Linked DNA regions of Homo sapiens: region 2 is linked to region 1. A link is a contact called in ENCODE Hi-C or POLR2A ChIA-PET data. All regions are on one chromosome and are shown on one strand. Each heading gives the region's core, a stretch centred on a gene start or an enhancer-like site at or near the end of the contact. The rest is flanking DNA. Distances are from core to core; before and after follow the strand shown. Region 1 overlaps THSD4 (thrombospondin type 1 domain containing 4). Region 2 holds the start of PKM (pyruvate kinase M1/2).

The links. Hi-C counts contacts between places; a loop is a spot of excess contacts on that map. ChIA-PET counts read pairs that join two places held with the same protein, here RNA polymerase II (POLR2A). Pooled maps may share reads with other maps.
Region 2: a pooled map shows a loop between it and region 1 (6-fold over the local background). The contact joins the promoter of PKM here to the enhancer-like site in region 1. A Hi-C loop is called at or near these places in 1 of 37 single-sample maps with no recorded cell type and 5 of 50 pooled maps. POLR2A ChIA-PET finds 5 or more read pairs at or near these places in 1 of 52 experiments (activated T-cell).

The regions. Positions count from the first base shown.
Region 1 is chr15:71,676,179-71,678,939 of GRCh38, forward strand. All of the region lies in intron 8 of THSD4 (thrombospondin type 1 domain containing 4), which reads left to right. Among named protein-coding and RNA genes, the nearest start is that of THSD4-AS2, 14 kb to the right of the region's middle. Within about 2 kb of position 1,338, at least 2 of the 41 ENCODE cell types and tissues checked have a DNase peak (open chromatin) inside an H3K27ac peak, as active enhancers do.
Region 2 is chr15:72,229,773-72,232,533 of GRCh38, forward strand. It overlaps PKM (pyruvate kinase M1/2), which reads right to left and starts at 1,418. Exons shown (of 11, transcript NM_002654.6): 1 at 1,344-1,418. RefSeq lists silencers at 290-799, 1,360-1,859.

The sequences.
Region 1 (2,761 bases), core at 88-2,587:
TTATTGTGGTAAAATATATATAAACATAACATTTATCATTTTAATGATGTTAAGTGTATAATTCAGTGGCATTAAGTACATTCACTGCTATCACCACGATCCATTTTCAGAATTTTTTTTTGAGACGGAGTCTCGCTGTGTCGCCCAGGTTGGAGTGCGGTGGCACGATCTCAGCTCACTGCAACCTCTGCCTCCCGGGTTCAAGCGATTCTCCTGCCTCAGCCTCTTAAGTAGATGGGACTACAGGCATGCACCACCATGCCTGGCTAATTTTTGTATTTTTAGTAGAGACAGGGTTTTACCATGTTGGCCAGGATGGTCTCAATCTCTTGACCTCGTGATCTGCCCACCTCGGCCTCCCAAAGTGCTGGGATTACAGGTGTGAGCTACTGCGCCCAGCCTCAGAATATTTTCTTATCCCAAAAGCTGTACTCAGTAAACAATAGCCCCCTTCTTTCCCCGTCCTCCAAGCCCCTGGTAACTTCAACTCTCTGCCTCATGCACTGACCTATTCTAGGAACCTCATACAAGTAGAATCACACAGTATCTGTCCTTTTGTGTCTGGCTTATTTCACTTAGCATAATGTTTTCAAGATTCATCCCTGTGGTAATATGCACCAGAATTTCATTTCTTTTTTATGTATATGCCACATTTTGTTTATCCATTCATCTGTTGATGGGCACCTGGGCTGTTTCTCTCTTTTGGTTATTGTGAATAATGCGCTATGAACATTGGCATACAACTACCTGTTTGAGTCACTACTTCCAATTCTTTTGGGTATATACCTAGGAGTGGAATTGATGAGTCATATGGTAACTCTATATTTAACTTTTTGAGAAACTGCCAAACTGCTGTCTACAGCAACTGCCCCATTTTATCTTCCAACCAGAGTTTCAATGTCTCCACATTCTCGCCAACACTTCAAGTGTGTTTTTGAAAGAGTATTTAAGCATGTGATATAATAGGCACCAATGGTCAGCTCTGAGGCATCAGGACAAGATGCTGCGCTGGGCTTTGTTACCTGCTGCAGGTCATGGCAGCCCCTGGAGACGATTAAGTCACAAACAACTCAAAGTGATATCCTGACTCTTGGCTGAATGTTCCTCGTCAATGCTGGTAGATGAGGAAAGTGATCATTGAGTATTTGTTTTTTATTTGGACTCAGTTCTTGCCTTTTCTTCACCAAAAGCTTTTATGACTCTTGTCCAGAACCAAATATTCACAAAACAAAGATTCCATGCCAAAGAGACTGTGCCCTCTTGCTGTGATTTGGAAAGATGCTGTTGTTTGTTTTAGCACTCCTGGACTTACTTTTGGATTACATACTTTCCACATGGTGTCTGACAGCGCACCTCCCTTTGATTTAGGACAGCTCTGATGTCCTTGCATCTGTTTACAGGGACTTTCTTTTCACTTTCAGAGTCCTTTGCCTTGAAAAGCTTTCAGATATGCTGGAACGAAAGGAAATCAACTCTGCCCCACCCCCTTCTGCTGATTGTTTCACATTTTCTGCTTTGTATTGATAGTTAGCACCTAGCTACCCTGGAAATGTGAGACTGAGTTTTCCTGTTTGTACATGGATTTGTCTTTCATTTTCTGGGGAAATAGTTAAGCTGTGGTTTGTTTTTGCTTTTAATTGTATCGTCTGTCTCAGAAATATGCAAAATGCCCACACCTGTTTTCCTACACTTAATGTGATACTTTCCTCAAATGCAGGAAACAGTTGCTGAGCTGGCTGAGTCTTGAATTTTTATGGAAGTGATTTGACACCGCTATCCTTGCATGAGGAATAACATTGTCTCCTAGCCCACTCTAGGCAGCAGCGCCTAAGGACAGCATCTTCAGCAGGGCTGTTAATCGCTCCCAGGTCTCCTATCTGGATTAGGATAATAGCTGAGAATCCATTATCTGCAAGTCCAATGTGGTTAACACTGTCCCTAGATCCGCCTATTCCCTAACCCACTTGGAAGTGCATTTAAATCTTCCCTGTTTGAATCAAAGTCTTGCTTTTTTGTGATATGTTAGATCACTGAGCTACCACATTAGGGAACTAATACAAGCTAAGCCCCAAGAAGAGATATCTAAGGTTTAAACAACGTTTAATAAATATAGTTGACTTAATGAAAGAGAAGTGACTCCTGAGAAAAACAGTAATCTTGAAGATTTCTTAACCAACAGCTGGGGATGACCCACCCTTTGCTTCTCCATGGTTACTGCTCTCACTGGGAGCCTCTCTTCCTTCCTCGTGAGCATCAGAGCTTCAGAAATGTGAAACCTGCCTTCTAAGATTGCCCTCTTCTCTCTTCAGGCCTTACTTTCCCATGGAAGAAGTTGAGCACCCTTTCCCCTTTTTTATTAAGCAGAACTCTAGGCACATTGTGCTCTTCTTCTAAACCTTGAAGTCTTGCAGATAAGTCACTGAAGGGGTGGTCTTTGAAGATAAGCCTCCTTTCTCCCTCTCATCATGAACCGCCTTTATTAGCTTTGCTCTGGCTGTTTTAGCATCAACAGCTTTAAGAATAACTTTTGGCATCTCCTGACTCTACCCTACTCTGTCCCCAAGCCAGACACTATTCTCTGAATTAGAAACCATATAAATGTCAGCATGGGAAAGACTCACTCCTTCTGTCTGAATTCTGAATCAATATTCATGTTCTTCCTTGGAAAATGTACTTTCACATAGCCCCACCCTTTAACTTTCTTTGTGGCCTTATAGTCACGCCTATATTTGTTATGCTTTGGGGGCAGAATTTGTCTCAT
Region 2 (2,761 bases), core at 168-2,667, 550 kb after region 1:
ACAGCCCTTGACCCACACCGTTTGCGTTCAGTGAACGCGACAGATTTCCTGCCCCCTCCGTAACCAGATCCCCACCCCACCCCGCGGCCTCCGCGTTCCACAATCAGGACGCATTTGTTAAAAAATGTGCCGGATAATTAAAAAAAAAAAAAAGAAAGAAAAAAGAAAGGAAAAGAAAGAAACGTGCCGGAGAGGCGCGGAACGGGCGAGGGCCAGGAGGCCCCAGCAAAGCCTGCAGAGGTTTATCCCGCCCGTTACGAGGCCCAAGGCCATCGCCCGGTGAAGCGGGGTGGGCCCTGGGCGCGGCCGCTACGTGCAGCCCGGCCGCGGCGAGATGGAGCGTGGTCCCTGGCGGCCACCCGGCAAGGGCCGGTCGAGCTCTCGGGCCCCGAGCCATTCCCAGGCCCTCGCAGGCCGCCCATCTAATCCCGGCCACAGGGGACGGCACCGCGCCGCAGGGGCAACCGCCCTGCCTCCCGGCAGCGGGGCAGGCCAACGTTACGTAAGTCTCCAGCTGCCCCCGGGCCGCCGCATCCCGCCCGCCGCGCGGGGCACCCAGCCCAGCCCTCCGCCCGCCCGCCCCGGACACGGGGCCTCAGCACCGCCCGAGCCTGCTGGGAGCTGGGAGGCGGTGATGGAAAAGGGGGGTGGGACCGCGCTCGGAGACCGGAGCAAGTGGGCGGGCGCGACCAGAGCAGAGAGGGAGGGAGGGAGCGGACACGCCAGGCGAGGAAGGGGATGCGGGGGAGCGGACGTGACCAGCAAGCAGGGGGAGGGGCGGCGAGAGGGAACTGGGGCGCGGGAAGGGCGGTCGCGCATGAATGGAGAATGGACGCGGGAGGGGAACCAGAACGCAGTTTCAATGAGTTACACAGAAAGCATTAGAATCAGGGGACACGCACAGCTTGAAGAGGAGGGGGTGGAAGGACCAGACTTAAGGAGGAAGAGGGGAAAACGAGCACGGAACAGGCGGCGCGGAGAAAGGGGAAGCAAGGGTGGAATCAATCACGAGGGACCGAGAGAAGGCAGGCGAGGATGGAGGCGCATTGAGGATTGGGGCAGGAGGAAGAGGATGGGACCAGAATGAGGGGGTAGGGCTGGGGCGGGAAAGGAGCCGGCGGACCCGCCTGATCTGGAAGGAACGGCGCTGGGGACTTCTGAAGAGCAGGCCCCAGGCGTGAGGAGCCGTTCTCCTCTCTCTGAGCTCCACTGCATCCCAGACGCCCTGGATCCTGCGCCGCCCTGCCTGCGTGCCCGGGGCCGGCCGGCGCGCCGGGATTCCGCACTAGCCGGGCGACTGGCCCTTGGTGGGGACTGATGGCGTAGCCTCCTGCACCGCTCACCTCCGGCGCTGACCGACTCGGGCTACGCTGCAAAGACGAAGAGATCCGGAGCCACGGCGCGTGCAGCTGCTGTGCAAGGAGCCACTGCCTCAGCCTCAAGGTTATCCCGCTGCGGGCCGCCGCAATCCCTCCGCCGCCCCGCCCTCTGCCCAATCCCGGCTCCGGGCGACCCGGGCCCCGCCCCCTGCGTCCCCGCGGGCGCAGTCACCTTCAGGAGGAAGCGCGGCGGCGGCGGCGGAACGCGCGGGCAGGTTGCCCTTTCGGTGGGACTAAATTCTGCGGCGGAAGGACACAGATTCAGAGTCACATTTTAAGAAACCTGATGACCAATGGGGACGCGGCGGGGCAACGGGGCCCGCCCCCGGAGCGACTTTCCTCCCAGACCCCCGGGCGCCGGGCCACCTGTTGCCGCCAAGTTGGGCTGCCAGATGGGGTGTCTTTTCTTGGCTCTCGGCCCAGGCCACCCCAGCTGTCCCGGCCTACCTGGGCAGGGCCCAGATTTATGGGTTCCGGGGCAGCATTCTCCCGGCCCCGCCCTGCCACTCCCCACTCCTCCGGGTGTCTGCTCTGGCGCACCCTCGGAGACTGAGCTGAACGGAAAGTTGGGGAGAGCTGCAGACTTGTGCGTGGTTGGAGGTCCTGGCCGCCTTCGGAGGGGCTCTGGCACTGGAGCGGCAGTAGGGAGAACTAGGGACTGCGAAGTGGGCCTGGAGCGGGAGCGCGAGGCCGTTTTCCTCTTAGGACCATTCATTGTGTTAGGACCGCGGAACAAGGAAGGACCGGTTGGGGCCATGTGAATAATTTAGTAGGGTCTGGAATCCTGCAGAGCGAATGCCTCAGAGTAGAAAGTAAATAGACGGTGTTGATATTAGCGCAGAGCTGGGCATCTGGAAATATCAAGTCAGAACATTAGGGCCGATAACCTATGCAGGAGTCAGCATTTCTGTTTTCACCTTTGTCGTGTTTAAGTCAGTATTGTTGGAACTTTTCTTACATTTTTCTACAAGACATTTTCTGATTTCCCAGTTGTTAGCCAGCAACTAATGATGCGAGCAGTTATCAATTAAACAGCTGTTAACTCTTGCCTTCATTCACAGATACAATGTTGCGCATTCAAAATGTGAAGACCGTTCTCTTAGGTTCTTTTTTTATTTTCCTGGCAAAAGAGACCAAATGGGTGTGACCTGCTCAGGCATACCCGCTGCCTGCAGCTGAATCACAGGCCTTCATTCGCTTCCTGTTAGCTCAGATAAGCTGGGAGGAGACAGTGACAGCCTAAAAGTAAATTTCTGTTTGAAGTGAGATAAAAATCTTTCACTTTCTTCTGTAAGTCTTTCCTGGTCCCTTTAGTTGTTGTTGGGAAGGAAATGCTTGATTATTAAGGTGGTGAAAGAACATGAAGTTGTTGAGAAGGAAAA